3 separate regions of the Mus musculus genome follow, and all the other regions are linked to region 1. Evidence: chromatin loops called from intact Hi-C (ENCODE). Cell type or tissue: heart. All regions are shown on one strand.

Evidence for each region. Peaks named below come from ENCODE experiments on the same cell type or tissue, not always from the same donor. Only the 100,000 strongest peaks of a DNase experiment are listed, where the experiment ranks them.
Region 2: it touches region 1 in a loop (2.1-fold over the local background); 7 of 42 quality-filtered maps call a loop at or near these places.
Region 3: it touches region 1 in a loop (5-fold over the local background); 15 of 42 quality-filtered maps call a loop at or near these places.

What each region holds. Positions count from the first base shown.
Region 1 is chr3:127,446,806-127,454,805 of GRCm38, reverse strand. All of the region lies in intron 1 of Ank2 (ankyrin 2, brain), which reads left to right. Among named protein-coding and RNA genes, the nearest start is that of Gm35535, 20 kb to the left of the region's middle. In heart, CTCF peaks have their summits at 894 (motif pointing left), 2,396 (motif pointing left) and 3,542 (motif pointing left); no DNase peak of the experiment used is centred here; H3K27ac peaks cover 382 bases.
Region 2 is chr3:127,180,032-127,188,031 of GRCm38, reverse strand. All of the region lies in intron 1 of Ank2 (ankyrin 2, brain), which reads left to right. Among named protein-coding and RNA genes, the nearest start is that of Gm16958, 23 kb to the right of the region's middle. In heart, CTCF peaks have their summits at 1,589 (motif pointing left) and 3,809 (motif pointing left); no DNase peak of the experiment used is centred here.
Region 3 is chr3:127,318,171-127,326,170 of GRCm38, reverse strand. The region is part of intron 1 of Ank2 (ankyrin 2, brain); the gene reads left to right. Among named protein-coding and RNA genes, the nearest start is that of Gm52631, 64 kb to the left of the region's middle. In heart, a CTCF peak has its summit at 3,095 (motif pointing left); no DNase peak of the experiment used is centred here.

The DNA of each region.
Region 1 (8,000 bases):
TTCCTTCTTTTTCCTCCTTGGGATTCAAACTCAGGACCTTATATATGCTATGCGCAAGTGCTCCGCCACTTGACCTACACGTTCGTGTCCCCAGTGTCCCTCCCTGCTTTACGTCATCATGTCCAATTCTTCACTCAGTTCCTGGCAGTTCTGTATTTTGCAGTCAACTGCTCTATTCACTGCAAGGAGCAGGACTGAAAGACCCTTACGTGCTGCTTACCGTAAGATTCCCACTTTATAAACAAAGAGCCTGAGGTCTGGGGAGGTTTGGTGAGGTTGTAGCTTTCCACCCCACCGTCCTGTGCCTCCCCTGTACTCAGCTTTCCCTGCCACGAATCAGCCTTGCATGGCTGAGTGCTGCATCTCCTCACCTTAACTTTATTTTACCCTAGGCTTGAGAACAAACCGTTTTCCTGTCTGGAGTTGAGGGTGGAATATTTGCTGAGCTTATGGAAGGCCATGGGGTCGATCGCTATAAACAAACGAATAAGACACCAGGCTGCCTTCTATAGTGTCTATAGTTCTATCTTATTCTAGGATGCCTTAGATCAAAGTGTTTTAGGTGGGTTTACTATATAGACTCTTTCCCTCTGTGGTCAAGCTTACTCATTGCTGGGTAAGCACTCTACCACTGAGCTATAGCCTTATCCAGTTCAATGTACTTTTTATTTTTTAAAAGATTTATTTATTTATTATATGTAAGTACACTGTAGCTGTCTTCAGACACACCAGAAGAGGGCAACCGATCTCATTCCTCATGGTTGTGAGTTTCTGGGATTTGAACTCAGGACTTCTGGAAGAGCAGTCAGTGCTCTTACCCACAGAGCCATCTCTCCAGCCCTGCTATAGACTTTCTAGTGCCATCTTGTGGCAGGAACTTGTGCTAAAGCTGAAGTTTGTTTTGCAAATGCTTAATTACTTGATAGTTTAATTCTATGCATATTCAATATCTCATTAGAGAGCATTAAACTTGCAAATTATAGAAAGAAAGTGCTAAGTTGGACTTAAATAATGACTTGTGGGATCATTTCGGAACGTGCATGACTTGTCTGTCCGTTTAAGAAAAACATTAAACAGAAAAAAAAATACTGGAGCAGAATCGTCCAGCTGAACCCGATTAAAGACGTAGACCCCAGCTCAAGGTCAATCTGTGAGTTTGTCAGGAGGGAGTCTGTCTGGCAGTGGCTCTACGTCTCTTCGAGCCAATGTTCTCCTTCATTGAATGGGAATAGTAATACTTTACCATGAATTACTCTTGCAACTTAGGTGGAATGTATAGTTAAAACACTTGCTAGGTTTCTTTTCTTTTCTCTTTTGAGACGGGGTGAGGGTGGGGGTGGGTGGGGTCTTTGTGCAGCCCGGACTGAACTGGAACTCACTGGGTAGACCAGACTTGGAGACTGGCCTTGGAACTCACAGAATTCACGCTTACTTTTGCATCTGGAGTTCTGGGATTGAAGGTGTGCACAACCACGCCCAGCAGCTGCTAATTTTAGAGCCTGAAAGCAGTTTAGAGTGGCTGTTTGAACTGAATTTTGGGCAACTGCTTAGCCATTTTGGAAGTTTAACTGGTCAGGACAATGCATTTTGCAGAGGTAGAAGATAGGCCTACAGTCCAATTTCTCAAAGCAAACTGGCGCCCATCCCTTCTGTCTGTGGTTGTCGTCTCTTTAATAGTCTCCTTTTGGCTCTCATGGAGCCATAGAACACTTCTGTTTACCTCTGCGAATCGTCCTTAGGACATTGTGGATTTTCTCGTTCCCCAAGTTTATATAGAATCCCTCCCTTAAAGGCTGACTTCCTGCCTAGCTCCGTTCCTGGGAGGAAACATAGTTGGTAGCTAAAAGTCCTCCAGGCCTTCAGGAGCACAGGTCCGCTCACCCAGATGTATCTCCCAACAATTTCTTTTACAGGGAACAAAAATCATTCCCTCCAGGCTCACAGACTTAATCTCGAGGGAATTTCCTGTATCTCTCCTTCAGTCTTCCCGACTCCACTCTCCTCAGCTCCCTTTAATGCCACTAATGGAAAGCCCGTGCACAGCGGCAGCAAGGCACAGCTGCAGCTCAGAAGCCAGAACTGAGATCTGTGTATCTCAGTCTTTGTTGTTGTTGTTTTTTCAAGACAGGGTTTCTCTGAATAGCCCTGGATGTCCTGGGGCTCACTTTGTAGACCAGGCTGGCCTCGAACTCAGAAATCCGCCTGCCTTTGCTTTCCGAGTGCTGGGATTAAAGGCGTGCGCCACCACGCCCGGCTTGTATCTCAGTCTTAAGCGAACCCCGGGCTGGAAAGATGGCTCAGAGGTTTAAGAGCACTTACCACTCTGACTGAGGATTTGAGTTCAATAGCTAGCAACCCACATGAGGGGCTCACAATCACTCCAGCTCCAGGGGATGCGATGCCCTCTTCTGGTCTTTGAGAGTATCTGGCATGTACATGTGCGGCCACATGCAGCTGCACATACATGGACACATAAATAAAACAGAAAGCATTAAAAAAAAAATCTCATTTAGGTCATGGCAGTCGCAACCCCGTCTGGGAGGTGGGGGCAAAGCTGAAATTTAAATACACTTTTGCTTTTTTTTCCCCCGCTGGAAATTATGTTTCTTCTGACTCCTGGTATTTCACAGTCAGTCTCTTCACTGGAAATCCCAAGACTCCGCTCTGGTTTCTTGTTTGGGACCAGGTCCCCATTTCAGCTCTAAATTAAAATAGCGACCAGGCCACAGAAACCAGGTGCAGTGGCCGACATCTGGGTACTGTGTGCTCTACTGATAGCACTTGGGTAGTGAAGGACCAAGATGGAGATCCAGGAAGTCAGAGTCACAGTGACTCTGAGGCCAGCCTACATTACCAAGACCCCGTCTCTACTCCAACCCTCCCCAACAATTTAAAGAATGTGTGAGTGGGGCTGGAGAGATGGCTCGGTGATAAGTGCTTGTCTGGCACGCACAGTGCACTGAATCTTCCCCGGCATCGCAAAAACAGACTGGCACACGAGTTAGGTGCACCTAGGACAGCAGATTCATGTTGGGGAAGACAGACAGCAGACCCTGGCGCAATCTGACTGCATTACATGAATGCTCACAGGAATTAGAACACTTCTGGTCCTGAACTTACAAAATAAGGAAGGGGGCCAGCTTAATAAAACCAAGCAACTGAAAAGGTCATTAAGACTAGGTGTGTACACCTTTTATTACAGCACATAAAACATATTTAGAGCCGTGGGTCTTGCCTTGGGGGTAGCAGACAGTTCTCATAGGTCATGATAGAGTGACTTCTGTTGTATCAGATTCTTGGAATTATACTTTTTTTCTTCCCTCCACATTTTGCTAAAAGCCAGGAGATCAAATTCACTTCTTCTTGAAGACTCAGATCAGCTAGGATAATTCCCAAACCAGGTTTGGAAAGTAGCGTTTATTAGGTCTTTGTGGATCCTGGGAATTTGTAATGTTGGAATGGAGACCCTTCATTCTAGTTCATTTTATGTTCAGTTGCATAGAGCCTCAAGGCAGCGGGAGCAGGGGGTGGTGCTGCCCCCTAGGGGAATTTAGGGGAATGAGTGACACCTCGAGCTGTCCTGTCTCTCTGCATTTGGGTTAGAATTTACACTCTTGGCTTTCCTGGATTTTTCCAGCTTGCAGATGAAAATTTCTGGGGTATAGGCTTCATAGTCACACAATCCCATTCCAGTTTCTTCATATGTACAGCCATGTATGCATTTCCTACTGATTTTATTTCTCTAGAGAACTGAGAACAACCCAACATTCCTGGATGACTACAGCAGTTTACACTAGGTTTTCTTTCCTTTTCTATCAGTGCTGTATGAACTAACAACAGGTAGTTAATTTCTCCCTTCTCACCCTTCTGTCTCTCTCTCCCCCTCTCCCCTTTCCTTTTCCTTCTTTCCCCTCTGCCAATTTGTCTTCCCACCACCTCCATCTGACTCAGCCCCCCTGACTTGTGCAGACATAAGGTTGGTTGTGAATATTTATGTTTCTGTGCTCTTTGCCCATTTACCAATGGGCAGAACATCAGAAATCATCCTAACTGCCTTCGCTCCGTTCTCCATATCCCTGGTGAGTAGGTGATACTGAGGGGGATTCCCAGGGAACACGTCGGGGCACCGATCTGGAGATCTGGAAGGCCCAGGACTGGGAACAGATGATGGAGAGCCATCCTGGGTTGTTGCAATGTCACTGGAGGAGCATTGGCTGAAGGGACATCGTCTGTGTCTCAGTGTCCTGTGTTTCCGTTGGAGTTCCTCTTTGCTGATGCCACACAATGCTGTTTACACCTCAGACTTCTGGTAGGATGGTAGCACGTGGCATGGACCCATTCCCAAATGGACAAAACCCTGGGCAGCTCATTGCTTTAGCCCTATCTTGGTGGTGTTAGGCACACTGGAGCCTGAAGCCCATCAGAGTGGAGTGAGCAAGTGACTCATCCAATTGCAGCATCTTCTTTTAGCAATTATTTATTTTTACAAGTGCGTATTAATTGTGTGGAAAATGAGTTTTCTGTACACTGCCTTCTTTCGTCTGTGGCCCAGAGATACAGGAGATGAATGCCAATGTGCCCTCTCAGACAGTACAGGGCAGGGTGATTGGAAAGTGGTTCACGCCAGCAGAAGGCGAAGCTGAAAGGACCGTGGAGGGGGACCACTGAGAGTCCTTTGGGGTCTGAGCAGAGACTATCTCATTGGCATTGTGTCCTGGAAGGATATAAATACTTATAATGAGCCAGGGGCTTGATACATTTGTGGGTGTCCATAAATGTTTGATTTTGTTTTATTCTCCTGCATTTGATTTAGACTCTTGGAGCTTCTTTCTAGATCACAAGGTCTCCCTGGGTAGCCCTGGCTATCCCAGAATGCTCTGTGTAGACCTGACTGGCTTGAGTCACAGAGATCCACCTGCCTCTGCATCCAGAGAACGGGGATAAAAGGTGTACACCACCACCGCTGGCCACAGAACGCACTTTTTTTTTTGAACCAAGAAGACATGGCCTGTTTTAATCAAGATGTCAAAAACACAAAGCAAAGATACATAAGAAAAAAACTATAATGGAATACAGAACATATCTACAAAGACAAATATGCGACAATAATTTCAGATTTCTCATCAGCAATTTTTTTCCTTTTTTTCCCCTTTTTTATTAGGTATTTAGCTCATTTACATTTCCAATGCTATACCAAAAGTCATCTCAAGTCATCATTCATTACCTTTACTGCTGTTTTTCAAACAGTTGGATGACTCTTCCTGGGAAGATTTAAAGAAAACATCTGTTTCTTTGAGACGGAGAGGACATTGACGGACAAAAAAAGGATTCTCTCCAGGGCCAGTACAGGGAAGCAGTGAGTTTAGTGGAGTTACTCACAGAACATGGGTGACTCAGAAAAGTGCCACCTCAGATGCTGCTTGCCTCTTACTTAGTGGCCTTTGGAATCCAGGAGCATGATGAGCCCACGGGCATCTCACTGTCCTGTGAGCCTGGAGTCTTGTGACTCACCCATCTCCGTCTACCAGGAAGTGACAAAAGCCCTGATCTCTTGAGCATCTTTTGTGGGTCATCATAGCAGCTCTGTTTCAAGACTGTGATGATCATGTGCAACCCAGATACAGTACACTGTAGCTGTCTTCTGAGGCATCAGAAGAGGGTGTCATATCTCATTACAGGTGGTTGTGAGCCACCATGTGGTTGCTGGGATTTGAACTCAGGACCTTCAGAAGAGCAGTCAGTGCTCTTACCCACTGAGCCATCTTTCTAGCCCAGGAAAGCAATTTTTAAGAAAGGGCGCTAGCTCATAAAAGTATGTCAGCTGGGTTATTTGTTTGCTAGTTTAGGGACTAGTTTGTCATGCAAGAGGGCCTCTCAAATAACCACTCAGTGCATTGTGGCCTGGGACACATTGGTTTGGTGTGTGTGTGTGTGCATAAGAAATTGGATGCTTGGCATCTTCTCATAATAACATCTGACTTACCATTTGTAAGTCAGATACAGTACACTGTAGCTGTCTTCTGACCCATCAGAAGAGGGTGTCATACCTTCTGGAACTTACACTGCTTTCTGGCCTGCTTGGGAAGATCCAGAGAAATCAAATTTGTACCAAAATATTCAGAAATTGAAGTTTGTTCCTAGGGAAGCTGATTCTAGTGCCATTCAGCCCTAGGGACCTGCAGTACCCATTCATCAACACTGAATTTAGGTCTGTGGGGCAGCCTCCTTATGAGCCCTGGCGTAATGTCCATAGCTATGCATGTCTTATAATGCCTAATAAGTGATACCAAATAAGTAATTTGGTAGATAGGTATTTTTTGGTTATTTATCTTATGTATATGAGTACCTGACCGCATGTATACCTGTGTGCCAGAAGAAAGCATCATTACAGATGGTTGTGAGCCACCAGATGGTTGCTGGGAATTGAACTCAGAACCTCGGGAAGAATAGCCAGTGCTCTTAACCAGTGCCAGTTCTGAGCCATCTCTCCAGCCGGATAGATAGATTTTTTCTTTTTAAATTTTAAAGTGAAAGATTCATTTATTTATTTAATGTATATGAGTACACTGTAGTTGTTCTCAGACATATCCGAAGAAAGCATTGAACCCCATTACAGATGGTTGTGAGCTACCACGTGGTTGCTGGCAATTGAACTCAGTACCTCTGGAAGAGCAGTCATTGCTCTCAACCTCTGAGCTATCTCTTCAGCCCTGATAGATTATTTTAAGATTAATTTTATTTTTATTTATTCATTCATTCATCCATTTATTTATTTATTTTTGCTCTTTAGAGATAGGGTTTCTCTGTATAGCCCTGGCTGTCCTGGAACTCACTTTGTAGACCAAGCTGTCCTCGAACTCAGAAATCCACCTGCCTCTGCCTCACGAGTGCTGGGATCAAAGGCGTGCGTCACCACGTCCAGCTTTTTATTGTATTTTTATCTATGTTTTCTATCTATGTGTCTGCCGTGTGTGTACAGGTGCCCACTGAGGCCAGAGTAGATGCCCAATCCCCTGGCGTTGTAGTTGCAGGTCCCCTGATATAGGTGTTGGGGACTGTCCTCTGATGATCTGGAAGAGCTGCCAGTGTTCTTAACTGATGACCTGTTGCTTCTTCCTGATAGTTTTCAGATGTGTTTATTTGCGTTTATTGAGACAGGGTTTCTCTGTGTAGCCTCGGCTGTCTAGAAGCCACTCTGTAAACCAGGCTGGCTTTGAACTCAAAGATCTGCCTGTCTCTGCTTCCTGAGTGCTGAGATTAAAGGTGTATGCCACCACACATTGGTTTAAAGTGTGTTGATCTTCTAAAGGACCTGGGTTCAATTCCTAGCACTCACATGGTGGCTCACAACTGTTTGTAACTCCAGTCCAGAAGACCTATGTCCTTTTCTGGCCATTGTGGTTGGTTCCATACCTGGTTCACAGACACACATGTAGGCACAATATTCATATCCATAAAGTAAACTTTACATTAACAAAAAATTAATAAATAAAATTTAAAATTTTGTTGATAGTGAAGTTTAATAATACGCAAACTTTCACTTATGGAATCAATCCAACTCTAGAAATGTAAGAGAGATCCTCAGACATACATTTATTTATTTATTTATCTATTTATTTAATTTCTGTTTTGCTTGTTTTCTGTGTAGCCCTGGCTGTCCTGGAACTCGCCCTAGACCAGGCTGGCCTCTAACTCAGAAATTTGCCTGCCTTTGCCTCCCAAGTGCTGAGATTAAAGGCATGCACCACCACGCCTGGCTAGACATTTATTTTTATTTTTATTTTATGTGTACGAGTGTTTTGCTTTATACATATGCACACCATGTGAGGTTTAGTGCCTACAGAGGCCAAAAGGGAACTGGAGTTACAACTGGAGCTGTGAGCCTGCTTGGGGATGCTGGGAACTGAGCCTGAGGCAGCTGCAAGATCAGCAAGTTCTATCAACCTCTGAGTCATCTCTCTGCCTCTGAGATCCTCAGAACTTGTCCTGGGGTTTAGCAT
Region 2 (8,000 bases), 270 kb after region 1:
TTATTTTCTAAAATTTCAAGACATGGTCTCCCTATGCAGGCCAGGTTGGCCTTAGATTCCTGGTCCCAATCCCTCAGGCTCCCAATTGTGACAGGCATGCCTGGCAAAAATCTGTGATTTTTTTTTTAATGAAATGAAAATTTTAAGACTTCTGTTTTTGATATCAGAGGAATGGAATGGATCAATACTGTAGAAAAATTACTCAAATTGCTTTTTAATCACAGTAACTGTCAGTGGTCAACTGTGTTGTGCCATCTCCATCTAGAGATAGAGGTCCCTAGATTAGACCACTGGAACACAGCGAGAGAGAGAGAGAGAGAGAGAGAGAGAGAGAGAGAGAGAGAGAGAGAGAGAGAGAGACCCTTTGGGTGACTTGCAAAGAACAGGCGTTTGTTTACCATGGCCATTTTTCCAAGTCTCTCTCCTTACCTCTCAAACATGTCACAGCTGCCACCAAATTTCAAAATGGTCTCTCTCTCTCTCTCTCTCTCTCTTATTTTAAAGCCATTTTAAGCAAACTTTGTGACAGTCTAAATGAGACTTAAGGATTTATTATCATAGATATTATAATGACAGGTAACAAAATTAGCCAGAGTGAAGCTAGATGGAAACTGAAGTTTCCTTATAAAATAAAGACATGTGTTGCTGTTGTCATGGCTTCTCTTATCCCAGGCTGTCTGAATGGTGTCAGTGTACTCGAGTTATTTTTAAGGTGTGGGCATGTGCAAAGATGAAAACCAGGGTGAGAATATTTCAGTTTATTTAGAATGACATCTGGCACTAAATATGAGTCTCACTATGCAAAACAGCAAACACATTATAACATTTCATCTATGTGGGGCTGTGAGGTGTGTGTGTGTGTGTGTGTGTGTGTGTGTGTGTGGTGTGCACATGAACAGTGATGTTAAGAAGTATCGTGGCTACTCTGGAGGTAACAATGACCTGAGTCTTCACTAATTCAACTGTCCTCAAACCAGTCTGATAGTCTGGGTTGTGTGTGTGTGTGTGTGTGTGTGTGTGTGTGTGTGAGAGAGAGAGAGAGAGAGAGAGAGAGAGAGAGAGAGATGTATCATGTTTCAGATCCCAGAGTTACAGAGACAGAATTTGTGTTTATACCTGTGGCTGATTCTATATCTGTTGAATCTGGACAAGTACCAGGCAAGAGAGACTGGATTACGCCTCAAATTAACTGTATAACCTCTAAGATTGACTACATTATGTATTTTACTTCCCTTCATCCATTGCCAGTAACTAAAGTTTAATTATGGGCAAATTAACTTGATATCATCATTTAGTTGCATATAAAAGAGAGATAATAGTGTCTACTTCATATTATTGCAAGAAAGTAAAAAACAATGTATATTAAGTACCGAAGACATGGATAATAACTGTGTTCAGTGGTTACTTTAATTATGGTTTCTCTGTGTATGGCGTTATCCTATAGATTGAATGACAAATGGGTTAAGACATCGCTCTTGGGTTGGATAGATGGCTCAGAGATTAAGAGCCCTGTCTGCTCTTCCAGAGGTCCTGAGTTCAATTCCAAGCAACCACATCATGGCTCATAACCTTCTATAATGAGATCTGGTGCCCTCTAGTGACCTACAGTCATACATGCAGGCAGAACATTGTATACATAATAAATAAATATTAAAAGAAAGAATTTGCTCTCAAATATACAGATACATACACTTGGTTTTTAAAACTCCAGAAGACAAGATTTCTAAGATGACTTAAAGAGTCCAACCGAACAGCTACTGGTGCTGGATTCAACCAGCCATATTCCTTCACAGTTCTTCTGCCCCTGTGTTGCTCATTTAACGACTTGAGATTTTTGTGGCTGCTATATGACACATACGATGCTTGGGCTTCCTTTAGTACCCTTATAGATTGCTAGATAAGTAACGGTCAGGTACTGTGCACACTATCCGAATGTGTGAGAGCAGGGAGGCAGGGTCAGGTCGCCTGAGGTTTCAGATCCCTAGACTGGAGACATTTAGAAGATCAGGAAAATAGTTCAGATTACTATCTTTCTGTTTTAGCCACAGAAACATACCCAAATAGCCCTAAACAGTTCTAACCCAGAACCCGTTTTCCTTCAGGAAGCAATTGCTTATTTGAAAACCTGGTCAGTGTGTAACAAAGCTGGCTGTGTATTAGAGCTCCAGACAAGGGTTGGATGTGGTGGGGCTCACCTGTAATCACAGCATGCAGGAGGCCGAGGCAGAAGCATTTTGAGTACAGGGCCTCCATGGGCAACTTGTGGACTTCAGTAGCATCCTGGCATAGATATTGAGACCCTATCTCGAGAAATAATAGTTTAAAAAATGTTCAAGAAGACTCCGCTATTGTTTTTTTCTGCTAAGCCACCTTTCTGTTTGGTACAGAGGCGCCCTTGGTGACTGATGGAGGACAAAGGACAGCTCCTTACAGGGTAGAGAGAGGAATTTCACTCTCTCAACTCTTCATTTAAAACTTCTCTGAAGAAACTGGGGATAGACCTCCCAGGGTCAGGCTCTTCCAGCAAGCAGGAAGCCCTGGTTTCCTTCCCTAGCACTACATGAAAGGGGTGACAGTAGGTGCCTGTCATCCCAGCACCAGGGAGGTAGGGGCAGGAGGATTAGAACTTCAGGAGGATTAGAACTTCAGGGTCATCCTCAGTCACATAGTAGCTTTGGGGCTAACCTGGGATACATTATGACCTGGTCTCAAAAATAAAATAAACCAAAATAAAAAAAAATCACTGAAATTTGATTCTTTTCTTTTTTGGTAGTAGAGCTCAAAGCACTGACTCTATGATATCTATGATAACCAAGAACTTGATAATTCTTTGTCTGGAAATCTGCCCCAATTTCCAGGTACCTTGAACTTGATTGCATTAAGTTGCTTTTAAAAATAGGAAATCTCCTTGGGCCTTTCTCCCCTCGCTGTGTTTTGTTTCTCATTATTGGTGATGATAAATTTCCTTAGTGAGCACGCAGCCAACACACTGAATAAATATTTAAATTGAGTTGCATATTAAAGTGGATGTAAATTAAGTTAGGCAAATTTTCCCTTCCGTATATATGTCTGAAAATCACATCCTGCAGAGGAGGCTAGTCATTTTTTAAAATGAAGGGAGAAAGAGAAGAAGGGAGCAGTTTCTTAAAAACTGGGGAGCACTGTTTTGCTTAAGCATTGGTTTCATAAATAGATAACAGCCTTTCTTATCAACACATCTCTGAAACAAAGACTCTTAAGTCATTAGGAAAGAGACGGTCTCAAGAGAACCAAGCCCACATAATAAGAATTATAAATGTGGTCACAGATCTAAAGGGAGAGCTTTGGTTACAGATTCAAAATAATTATTTCCAGCGTTAAGAGGACCAGAAGGAATTTGCTGCAGTTAGGAGGAGCCTATAGCTACTGTAAAGTTAAAGCTGCTTACTCTTGTGTTTACATGTTTTATAAGATGTAGCTGACATAGATATGCAGAGGACACTATATTAAATATAGTGTACAATTTGATAAGCTTTGACATATGCACAGACCATAAATCCATCACTATATTCAAGATAAGAACCATATTTAGTTATCTTGGGATGGATAGATGTGTTTAATCAGAAGGGAGTGTCAGAATTAATGCCATCTTCTCCCAGCCAAACTCTGTCCTTGTGCTGAACTTTAAGATGTAGGGTAGATTTGTATATGTTTATTTATGCTTATTCAAGAAATATTGTTTTGTTGCTGTAGTTCGGAGTGGGGGAGTTGTTTTGTTTTAAAATGTAGGGTGTGGCTGGGATGCATACTGCAGTGTGACTGCCCTCCAGTGGTGACTTTGAAGAATAGCAACTCTGCTGCTTCCCAAAGCTACAGTAGAAAACCAAAAGCACAAGCCACACATTTAATTAGTGGGGGGTTGATGGAATGGACCGTTAGCTCTCCCATTAAGGGACGTGGGATCTGCCTCGCTTGTCTTGGGTTGTCCTAGATGGGAGGAGCATTCTGAGACTGATGGTGCTTTAATGCACACATTGGCCAGGATTTTCCTCACAGATAACACACAGGTCTATATTGCTTTTCTTTCTTTCTTTCTTTCTTTCTTTCTTTCTTTCTTTCTTTCTTTCTTTCTTTCTTTCTTTCTTTCTTTCTTTCTTTCTTTCTTTCTTTCTTTCTAAATAATTTAATGGCAAAGAACTTACAAAGAAAAACTGCGCAGTGCAATTAGCCAGACTCAACATTTATGCATTTCAGTGAGTTCAATACATTTAGAACAGCCGTTCTGAAGCTGTGTTGCTTCACACTGGACTTCAGCTTCAGCAGCAATACTTTTATGCACTTATTCAATTTTCTATGAAAAGAGGTCGATTTCTCTCTGTTGTTTCTGCAGGATTGATATGTCAAAAATTCATTTTGCTATCCTTTCTGATGTGTGCCTTTCTCTTATAGGTTTGCCTAAATATTCCAGGAACTCTTACATTATACAAATGGAAATTGTACTGGAGAATTGTACATGAAATTGTACATAAAATGGAATTTTCAGTTTTCTTGGATTCTAATGCAAAGCTATTCTAATGTGAGGCTGAGTGGTGAGAGAATTACCTGTGGTCAGCATCAGACAGAAAGGCAGGAAGTGCTCCGATCTTGAGCTCTGAATGTTCGAGCATATCTGTTCACACTGCTAGTCCAGTGTTATCCTCAGTAAAGGAAAGAGAGACCTCTTCAGTGTGATGAGAACCACGCAAAAAGCCCAGGTTAGAATAAGTGAAACAAACATGTGCTCTCAGTTTATTATATTTACCAAGATGCTTCAAATACTTGTATTGGTCAGGACCAATTTTGAGATAGATATGACAAATTTTAGCACTAAATTTTCTTAAACCTTCTAGCCCACCTCTTTCCTAGCCTGCTCCTCCCCCTGCCCGTAATCTTTACTCTCTGCCTCAGTTTCTGGTGTAGATATGTATGCCATGCTTCTCACTGTCTATGCATGGTTCTAGTTATATTCTCTTACAGGTTTTGTATGTGCCGCTTTATAATATGGTGTTTCAGGCAGTGAAAGATGGAATCAGTACGTGAGAGTAGTTAACTCATAAAGAAAAGAGGTTCTTTTAGCTCACTGTTCTGGAAGGCTAGGAGCACGGTGCAGGTCTGCTGGCTCCTGGCGAAATCTGCATGCTCCTACATGAATAGCAGAGAAGTTTCTACATGTTTCCACATGCAGAGGAGATCATATATGAGTAACGAAGCCAGAGAGCCAGTGAGAAAGTCTAACTCCCTTTGACTCACTAATACAGTCCCTTGACATAATAAGTTTGTTACTGGGAGAAGGGTGTTAACCCCCTTTATGTCCCCATTATCTCCTGAAGTTCCAAGACTCCCTAACACCGTTAGGTTGGTGAGCAATACTCCATATACATTCTTGTAGACTCCAGACTACTCAAAACATGCAGAAGTCCAAATTTTCTCAGACCTAACTTGCCTTAGGTATACACAAAATGGATTTAACACAGGCTTTCTCCCTCTGGAGAAGAGCTTGTTTTGGGAATGGCTCCATTCTCCACCCTGGTATTTTAGGGAGCCCTTCAGTTTCCCATGTGTTCATGTGTAAGACTGGATAGGTATCTCACCAGCTCTGTGCTGTGTCTGAGGAATCTCTCCTTTTCTTCCACTGCCCACTGCCCCATTACCAGGAGCAACTGAGTTCTCAGAACCTATGGCAGACTCATGTCATCTGACTGGAATTCACCTTCCCCATAGTACTGTGCCGACAGGTTGAGAAAACTGTCTTAACAGTCTACCCGTGCACCTTAAGGGGCTCATCTCAATTATAAAGTTACCAACTATGAAGAGCACTTGGCATAGGACAGGAGTTAAATAAATGCCTGTTGTAGCAGCCAGTCTTTCCTGTTTTATGAAGCAAACTGTGATGGCATGACCTCATGTGAATGTGGTCTTCACAGGGATTCAGAGGGACTGAAGACATGGGTCAGTAGTAACAGAGCACTGGCAAGCATGTGAGAGATCCTATGTTCAGATTTTTAAAAAGCAGTAAGCAAAATAAAAGGATAGCAATGGCCTCCTCAATCCCGAAAGGGCTTCTGGTATCCTCACTAATTCTGTTGAATTGATTAGATTGATCATCAATTGGTTACTGGAATTAATGAACACCAAAACAACAATAGTTGTTCTCATGTAACAGTAGTTGTTATATGAAGTAAATGCAGACAGAGAAAATCTGGGGTTGTCAAGCATCCGTGGGACAGGTACTCACTGGTCCTTCTAGCATCCATGGGGACAGGTACCCAACAGTTCTATCTTGTTTCTCTGTGTCATCACCATGAGATTTCCACATCACTGCTTGCTCTGAAAGTCAAAGCTCTAAACATCATGTCAGCCAGAGTGGGGTAGAAAAGTAGAGAATGGTATTCATGTGTTGTCTTTAAAGACAACTCCCAAATTTACAGACCTTTAAAAATTCGTTTTCTGGTCATCTCATAATTTATGTGATGTTAATCTTCTGATGAGGTTGGGCACGGCAATCTTCAGTGATCCATGTGCAATTATTGTTGAATTTTGATTTTCCAAAGTAGGGAAAGCACTTCTAAGGGGATAAGCCAACTTTGCTATAGAACTTGTGGAAATGGGTTTCTGGATAGCCTGGGCATCAATCCGCTCAGATTCAGTGTGGGACTCTACTATCTACATGTTTAATTTTGTTTCTTGATATAATAGCTTGTGCTGTGGATCAAATCAACGTTGTTTACAAAGTCTTGATGAATGATTACTTGGCCTTCTCTAGGCAAGCATTAGTATTCCTTGTTATTCCACACACAGCTGAGAGTCCCAATTATCTATTTTTTGCCCACCTCATTGGACTTTTCTCAAAGTAAGCCTTTCAGTTTCTCTATTGGGATGGTATAGTCTATACTGTGACTCTTGTCTTAATTTTGCCAGGTCATGTGATTTGACTACAAGTATTCTCCTAAATTCTGCCAACAGAAGATAGGAGCTTTTGTTTATTACTAACAGAGCTCTCTCTGCTGAAGCTAAGTCAACAGAACTCATGGAGGTTGGTTATGGTCCTTGTTAGGACACTTGAGAATTTAATTTCTGTCTTTCTGGAGTCCTAGCATGGGTAGGTGTGGCTGCTTTGAATTAGTGTGTACAAGTAATAGATTTTTGGTATGTAAATTATACATAATTTATGTGGTTTATTACTATGTTTACTATTTTCTTATTTATTTATTTATTTATTTATTTATTATATGTAAATACACTGAAGCTGTCTTCAGACACTCCAGAAGTGAGCATCAGATTTTGTTATGGATGGTTGTGAGCCACCATGTGGTTGCTGGGATTTGAACTCTGGACCTTCAGAAGAGCAGTCAGTGCTCTTACTCACTGAGCCACCTCACCAGCCTGTTTTCTATTTTCTTAAACAAAAGGGAAACAAATACTCAGCTGATTAGTGAGAGCGCATGTTTAGAGCTACCTAATTTTCATATAAGCTCACTTCCAGAAGGGCTATAGAGATGAAATGCTTTCTGTGCTCTGCAGAGGGAATTAACTCTGTTGGAGGGAACATTTGTTTGTTTATTTATTTATTTGAAACAGGGTCTCAAATGTAGTCTGTGTTGACGTTGAGCCTGAGACACACACACCCTACCCCCACCTGCTGCTGGTTCTTAAGTGCTGGGATCACAGTACCACACCCAACTCGGACTGATATTAATTTTATATATCACAAAGAGAAAAATGTAAAAACACATTCAGGAAAAAAAAGAATCAAAACAAAACAAAAAACAAACAGAAAACCTCTGCAGATATTTGAGCACCATCGATTATTTGACTTTCTATGAAGTTAACTTTGCAATCTTGGTAATTGTTTAAAGGAAAAAATACCTATTGATGTTTTAAGCATATGCATATATGCAGGTGTGGATTTGAGCAAAATGATGACTGAAGCACCATATATCTTGTCAGTCAATAAATGTTCACAAGCTGCTGGGCAGGCTCTT
Region 3 (8,000 bases), 130 kb after region 1:
TCTTGTTTAAAAAATGTGAAAAAAAAAGAAGAAATTGACATGTATCCTTTTGGAAAGCATCAGGAAAAAATAAACCATTTTCAATGTGTGGAATCATCTGCGTTCATTCATTTATTGTGGTTTAAAACACTGATTATGGGGCTGTAAGATGGCCTACCCAGTGAAAGTGCTTGACCCACACGCACAACAACCTGAGCTTGATCCCAGAGCCCACAGTGGAAGGAGAAAACAGATTCGTTTCGTGCCAGTGGCCTCTGACTTCCACACAGTACACACTACACATACATGAAACACACACACATATACACACAGTAAAAATAATAATAAAAATATGAAAAGGTCTCCTCTAAATAATGATTATAATAACATTTTTTAAAATACTGCAAATAGAGAGAAAAGAGTGTTATTCTGTACTCAACCTTCTAACAGCTGTTTCTTATATTTATGTATTTAAACTTTATTTTGTGGCTGTGAGGACTGGACATATGCCTTATAAGTTTCTTCTTTTTAAATCATGATTTAAATTAATCATGAAGTTTGCATATTCTTCTTGTTCCAGATCGTTGTTTTTGCTTTTGGTTTTCTTGAGACAAAGTCTTACATAGCATAGGCTGGCTTTGAACTTACTATGATGCTGAGGGTGGCCTTGAACTCCTAATCCTTTACCTCTCCAGTGCCTTATTTATAAGTGTTATTATACACAGCTGAAGTAATAATTGTCCAAACAAGTCCATTTTATTTTCCTGTTGGTGTAATTGGGAAATAGTGTAAATAGAAAAAAATGTCATTTCATTAGCTCTAGTTATTAAACACATACACACAGAGATTGCTATAAATTTCCATTTTTCATTCATAAAATGCACATTTTTTTCTTCAAAGATGGAACTTTTTGGACATAGCAATTGTTAGGGGTTGTATCGGGTTCTCCCTGGAGTTGGTATGTTTGAGTCTTAGTCGCTGGTGTGTCAGAAGGCAAGAGTACTTGGAGATGGCTTTCCAAGTACCCAGAGGGTATTATATAAATGAAGCCATCATGGTCAGTCCTGATCCCATACATTGGTGTCTTTAAACAAAGTAGACACTGGATGCAGAAACGTAGAGAAAAGGAGAGGAGAGGGGAGGGGAGGGGAGGGGAGGGGAGGGGAGGGGAGGGGAGGGGAGGGGAGGGGAGGGGAGGGGAGGAGAGGAGAGGAGAGGAGAGGAGAGGAGAGGAGAGGAGAGGAGAGGAGAGGAGAGGAGAGGAGAGGAGAGGAGAGGAGAGGAGACCACATGGTGTTAAGGAGATGACAAGTAGGGCCCTGGAAGAAGCCAACTTCACCAGCATCACATTCCTCAACTCTGAGCCTCCAGGATAGTGAGAAAACAACTATCGGTTGTTTAAAGCATTTTTTTTACAAACAGGAATGATAGGAGGGCAAGCACATAGGCTGCAGTCCATAAATAGGTTAATGTATCCTTCCTGGTCAAATTTATTCAGGCCCCTCCTCCAAAGTCCTGTTTCCAGGAAGTGTCTAATCTGTGCCATCGTGGCCAGTTTCAGGCTGACTCGTGTTGTAGTTGCTACTTAGACACAAGTGTATTCTAACACAGGCTTGCCAAGAAGAGAGTAAGATGCCTTCAGAACTCTGAAAAGGTGAAGAAACGACAAGAGCCACAGGGCAGAGATGCTCCTGAGCTAGTCGGCTTGCGGTGACAAATGCTCATCCTACTCTGGAGGGGTTCATTCTGCTGTCCTGTTCGCGTGCCCTCTTGTACATTAGTCTCTCCTTGGCTTCTGTCATGGGCCAGCTGCCCATGCTAATTGTTTCCTAAGAAATTGTCTGCCTCTTGACCTCAAGTGACTGGTCTTCAGGTGAATGCAGAGACAAACTCGGTCTGGATTACAGTGGGCAACGTTCCCGTCTTCCTTGTGGTTCTTCTAGACCTAGCGGTCTGTGCTGAGATTTAGACTTCTTTCTGTCTTTTGAGGAGCATAGACTGAACCATATTCTTCTATTAGGGTTGGGCTGCTCTGGTAGCCTTTGCTCCCTCGCTCTCAGTAAGTGGCGAGCTTTTTAAAGGCTAGGAAAGACTTTTCTGTACCAAGGGCACGTGTGGCTGCCCAGTGAAGAGACAGAGATGGGTCTCTGACTTGTAGATTGCAATGTCTTTGAATGACAATCTTGGTTTTTGATAGATAAATGAACATTATTCCTAGTCTCATATAAAAAAATTGGTGAGTGGGCTTTGTTAAAGTGCAGAGGATTTAGAGAGGTGTAAGATCCTATTAGAAATAAGAGATGCCTCCTTATAGTCCCCTTCCTGCTTGCTGAAAAAGATTGTGTAGGATCCGGGAGTAATTGCAGAGAGGTACAAGAATATATGTAAGGACAGCAGACAAGAATAACAAAGTATTTTTGGTTGTGAGCCTAGCCTTTAACGGCTGAGCCATAAACTTTATATGCCTCAGTACTGGGGAGTGCCAGAGCCAAGAAGTGGGAGTGGGTGGGTAGGGGATTTGGGGGGAGGGTCTGGGGGACTTTTGGGATAGCATTTGAAATGTAAATGGAGAAAATACCTAATTAAAAATTAATTAAAGAAAAAAAAAAGAATAACAAAGTAGCCGAGGACTGAGAAAGCTACCAGGGTTTGGCCGAGCTCACATGGAAGAAGACACAGCTGTTTCAAGGTTTCCAAGGTGTGGCTTACCAGGAAACCTGTTCTGTGTAGCAGAGTCTCTCCTCCTTTAGAAGCTATTTAAAAATCAAGTAAATTGCATACGCCTGCCTTTAATCCGGGCGCTGGGGAGGCATTGATAGCCAGGTTTTTGTGAGTTCGAGACCAGCCTGGTCTACAAATGGAGTTCCAGGACAGCCAGAGCCACACAGAGAACCGTTGTCCCCAAACAACGCCCCACCTCCACAAAAAAAAAAAAAAAAAAAAAAAAAAAAAGAAAGAAAGAAAAGAAAAGAAAAGAAAAGAAAAAGAAAAAAGAAAAAGAAAAAAGAAAGGAAAAGGAAAAAACATCAAATAAAGCTGAAGAATAGTTCCCATGGAAACAAGGACATTGCTTTTCTTCTAAGTGATGAAACAGTGCCCCCTAGTGGACTTACTCCAGATAGCAGTGATGATAAAAAATCAGGTGGCATAAAAAGGGACTGTAGGTGAAATGTCACAGGACAGGACAGTCCCTGAAGGAGGGATCCTTCTGTTTGCTGCTGATTCTTAGGAACTCATTAGTTCATGAATGAATTAATCATTAAGCTAATTACTAATCTCTTCTTTCTGGAGAATATTCTATAGTTCACCTATGAGTCAATGTTTTCAAAATCTAGGCATTTTAGAGTTTTGCACCTAGCTCCTGTTGTAAAGTGAGTGGGCTCACACTTCTTGGGAATTAAAGTATTAAAAAAACCCGCTCTGATGGCTTGTAGAATCATCTTCATGGCCATTTTGTTAAGCCTACTTCTTCGAAGTGAGAAAATTGGACCTTTAAGGTAAGGCATGTCTGCAGTCCCAGCCTTGGGTACATAGTGAGTTCTTGGCTAGCCTGGGCTACATGAGTTTCTGCTTCAAAGAGAGAAATAAGATTATTAAGAACAAAAAAAATCAGAAGAGCCTACAATTTTTTTTAGTGACCAGGGAAGAATCCACTCAACAAAATTAAAATTCTATTTTAAATAATTCATTAAAATTCTAAGGTACAAAAAGGTCCTCTCTGAGATTCTTTCTGCCTGGTTTTTGCCCTCCAGATTCCCCTCACGCTGATGTTGAATCCTCATTTGCCCTTCTGGGCACTTGTTAGGCGCTTTCTTTTCTATGAATAGAAGGAATTCTACAAGTTTTTCCTATTGTTTTAAGAATAGATTCTGATGGAAAACATAGCTATTTTAAACATCACAATATGCTTTTAATTCCTAACAAAAATGGCAGCACTTTCCAGAGTGTGTGTGTGTGTGTGTATGTGTGTGTTTGTGAGGATCTCTTTGGTATGTTGAACTGGTAGTTTCTATAGGAGCCCTGTCAATTCTAATTGATGGTTTGATTGATTTCCTTGTTTGTTTTGTGACACAGGACTTTGCAGCATGGACTGATCTTTATTTATAATGACTCTGTCTCCAGCTTTCCCCTGCTTGGATTACAGTCACATGACATGCTTGACTGTCAACAGCTTCTTTCTTTAAACAAAGTCATTTAAACTTTCGTTTTTATATTTATGTAGTGTGCATGTGTGCGTTTTATTTGTAGTCAGCTCATGTGTCTTTTTATGTGTCTGTGTGTTCACATGTGGGTGCACGTGTGATTTGTGTACCTGTGGGCTGCAGTGCACATGTGGAGGTCAGAGGACTATTCGTAGAAGTTGGTTCTCGACTTCCACCTTGTGGTTTCTGGTGATTGATCTCAGGTCATCAAGTTTGGCAGCCAGCAAAACCCTTACCCACTGAGTCATCCTGCTGGCCTGTGGCTGTCAACCTCCAAATTAGACAATACATTTATGTTTGCACAGTGTACTGTCTAGTTTTGTGTCAACTTGACACAGCTGGAGTTATCACAGAGAAAGGAGCTTCAGTTGAGGAAATGCCTCCATGAGATCCAACTTTAAGGCATTTTCTCAATTAGTGATCAAGGGGAAAGGCCCCTTGTGGGTGGGACCATCCCTGGGCTGGTAGTCTTGGGTTCTATAAGAGAGCAGGCTGAGCAAGCCAGGGGAAGCAAGCCAGTAAAGAACATCCCTCCATGGCCTCTGCATCAGCTCCTGCTTCCTGACCTGCTTGAGTTCCACTCCTGACTTCCTTTGGTGATGAACAGCAGCATGGAAGTGTAAGCCGAATAAATCCTTTCCTCCCCAACTTGCTTCTTGGTCATGATGTTTGTGCAGGAATAGAAACCCTGACTAAGACACACAGTAAATCGTAGCCACAGGTTCCCATTTTGTGGTCTGTTGGCTTTGTGAGGCTCCAGTGCCTTCGTAACTGCCACCACCATAGCAGCAAACACAACTGCAGGCATCTGACATGTGCATCAAATGTTTATTTGGGAATGGAACACTCTTCCGCACACGAGACATTTTGTGTGTTCCTTTACATTAAAAAAGAACAAAAACCCAAATGTTTATCTACCCATTACCAAGACCAATTTTTTTTATCAATTTCTTTATTTTCTTCTTCAGAAAATGATAAAGAGGAGCAATATAGTTAGTAATTCAAACAAGACTCTTATGAAACAGAAACTATGGTGGGAATTAGAGGAACATCCAATTGCTTAGGACATCGGTGGCACAGAGTCTACCAAGGAATGGTGACATTTTCAAGTTGATTCTATCAGAACATATACGAGGAAGATAAAATTATCTTCCAAATATAACCAGCACAGCTCACTCTCAACATTGTTTACAATGCAAAGTGATGGGATTAGGTTTCGGAGGTTCCAGAGGCCCGAAGCTCCATGCTGTAAACCAGGTCTCCGTGGGGACTGGCGGGTGGGACACCACGTGACATGGGGACTCTAGACCATAATGAAGAAACCTACTCAGGAGTAGCTTCCAATGAGAAGAACTCCAAAAGGAAAGCGCCTAGTGCAACCTTTGAACACATTCTCTTCGTGGGAATACAGTATTTTGTGGTCAGATATCATAAAGTGTATTATCTTGTTCTCGAGACACGGTCTTGGGGCTTAGTCAGGCAGGGACTGACTCACTCGGTATGATTTAGCCATGTGTGGAGCAATTGCTGATGCAGTTCCACTAACACTCTAAGATCCCTGGGAGGAAGAAATAGAGACTTTGAAACCCCTCGTGTTGGCAATATGATTTTGGCCGTAATTTAAAGATTGGGAAAGCATTCTGAGATTGGTAGAAGGGTTTGGCTATTTTGGCATAAAGGCTGATAAATGCATCTTTAAGATTTTTAAGTTTTTCACTGGTGGTGATACATGCTTTTAAACCCCAGAACCTAGGAGGCAGAGGCATGCAGATCTCTGTAAATTTAAGGTCAGCCTGGTCTATAGGTTGAGTGGACAGCCAGGGCTACACAGGAAAAACCTTGTTTCAAAAACAAAACAAAACAAAATACAACAAAGCAAAAAATGTATCTAAGTTTTTCATTTATATTATTCTAAAGTCACATGATAGTAAACAGGATGTGACTGACAGCATCAATAAACACGGAGGGGAGACATTGCACAGGCCTGTACTACTAGACAAAGATATAAATAAGACCAGTATGGGCTGATGAGAGTGGGAGAATCAGACTTCTTCAGGGGCAGGCCCCCTAAGTGGTTATCCAAAGCCAAGTGATCAGACACATACAAGCAGAACTAAACAAATATCAGGGGGCCCAACTCTCTCTCTGTATGTATATGTGTACATACATGTGTATGCAACAATCACAACTAAAAAAAAAACAGCTGTGAATTTGAGAGAGAGCGAAGGGAACAGGGGAAATGTTGGAGAAAGAAAAGGGAAGGGGGAAGTGATGTAATGGTGCTTTAATTAAAAATAAATTAATTAAGGGCTGGAGAGACGGCTCAGTGATTAAGAGCAATGACTGCTTTTTCCAGAAGTCCTGAGTTCAACTCCCAGCAACCACATGGTGGCTCACAACTATCTGTAATGGGATCTGATGCCCTCTTCAGGTGTGTCTGAGGGAAGCTACAGTGTACTCATATACATTAAATAAATAAATAAATCTTTAAAAAATAAATAAATTAAAAAATTGTATGGCAGAAGAATATTTTGTAAAATGGAGTAATGTTTGTGTTTTACCTGTATGAACCCAACTGATTGAAAAAAAAAGTAGATAATGAAATTACATAGGAAAAATTGCAAAGTTAGACATGTTCTTTGTTTGTTTGTTTGTTTGACACAGGGTTTCTTTGTGTAGCCCTGGCTGTGCTGGCCTGGAACTCAGAGATATACATACTGCAGCCTCTGCCACTTGAGTGCTGGGATTAAAGGTATGTGCCACCACCACCTGGTTTAGAAATATAACTTTTTTTTTTTTTTTAGGTTTTTCTGTGTATCAGCTTTTGTGTTTAAAAAAAATGAGAGAAATCACAGATCTTACCTTTTCCTTTTAAACTTTTAAGAAAAAATTATGTATGTATTTATTTATTGTATATGAGTGCTCTAGCTGCATGTACACCTGCATGCCAAAAGAAGGCATCAGATCCCATTATAGATGGTTGTGAGCCACCATTGGTTGCTGGGAATCGAACTCTGGTCCTCTGTAAGCAGAGCTATATTGTGAGGTCTTAATACCCCCACCCCCAAACTCCCCAAAGTAAACAAAACATTTTTAGGCATGGTAGTTTAAACTAGTAACCCCAGCACTTGAGAAGCAGAAACAGGAGGATTTCTACCAGCTGGAGGCCAGTCTGGTCTACATAGCAAGACTCTGTCTCTAAGGACCACAAAACATAATATTAAAAAAATGCTTAGTTGAGTGACTGGCATAAATGGTCACTTGTTTTTTTTTTTGGGGGGGGGGCGTTGTTTGTGGTCTTTTGTTTTGTTTTATTTTTGTTGTTTTGAGGCAGAGTCTCTCTGTGTGTAACAGTCCTGAGTGTCCTGGAACTTCTATGTAGACCAGGCTGGCCTCCAATTCACAGAGATCTTCCTGCCTCTCTGCCTCAAAACCTGGAATTAAAGCTGTGTGCCACCACCCCTGGCTGATAATAACTATTTTTTTTAATGACTAGCATAATATTTAAAAGATAATTTATTTCTTTGCTGTACTATTTTATTTTTTGAGATCAAGTTTCATGTAGACCGGCCTGAGCTTAGGCTACTTATTAGCCGAAGATGATTTTAGAACCCCGGATCTTTTATGAGTGCTCTATCTGCATGTACATCTGCTTTCCACCCCATTGTGCTGCAGTCCCAGGCCCACCACTATGACTGGTTTTATCCACTCCTGGATTCCATTCCTGTGGAATTCTAGCTCCTCATATTCAAAACCATGGTTGTAGGTATTTTAAGGTATTCGTAGCATTAAATTCTTCTAGATGTCTTCTGTACTTCG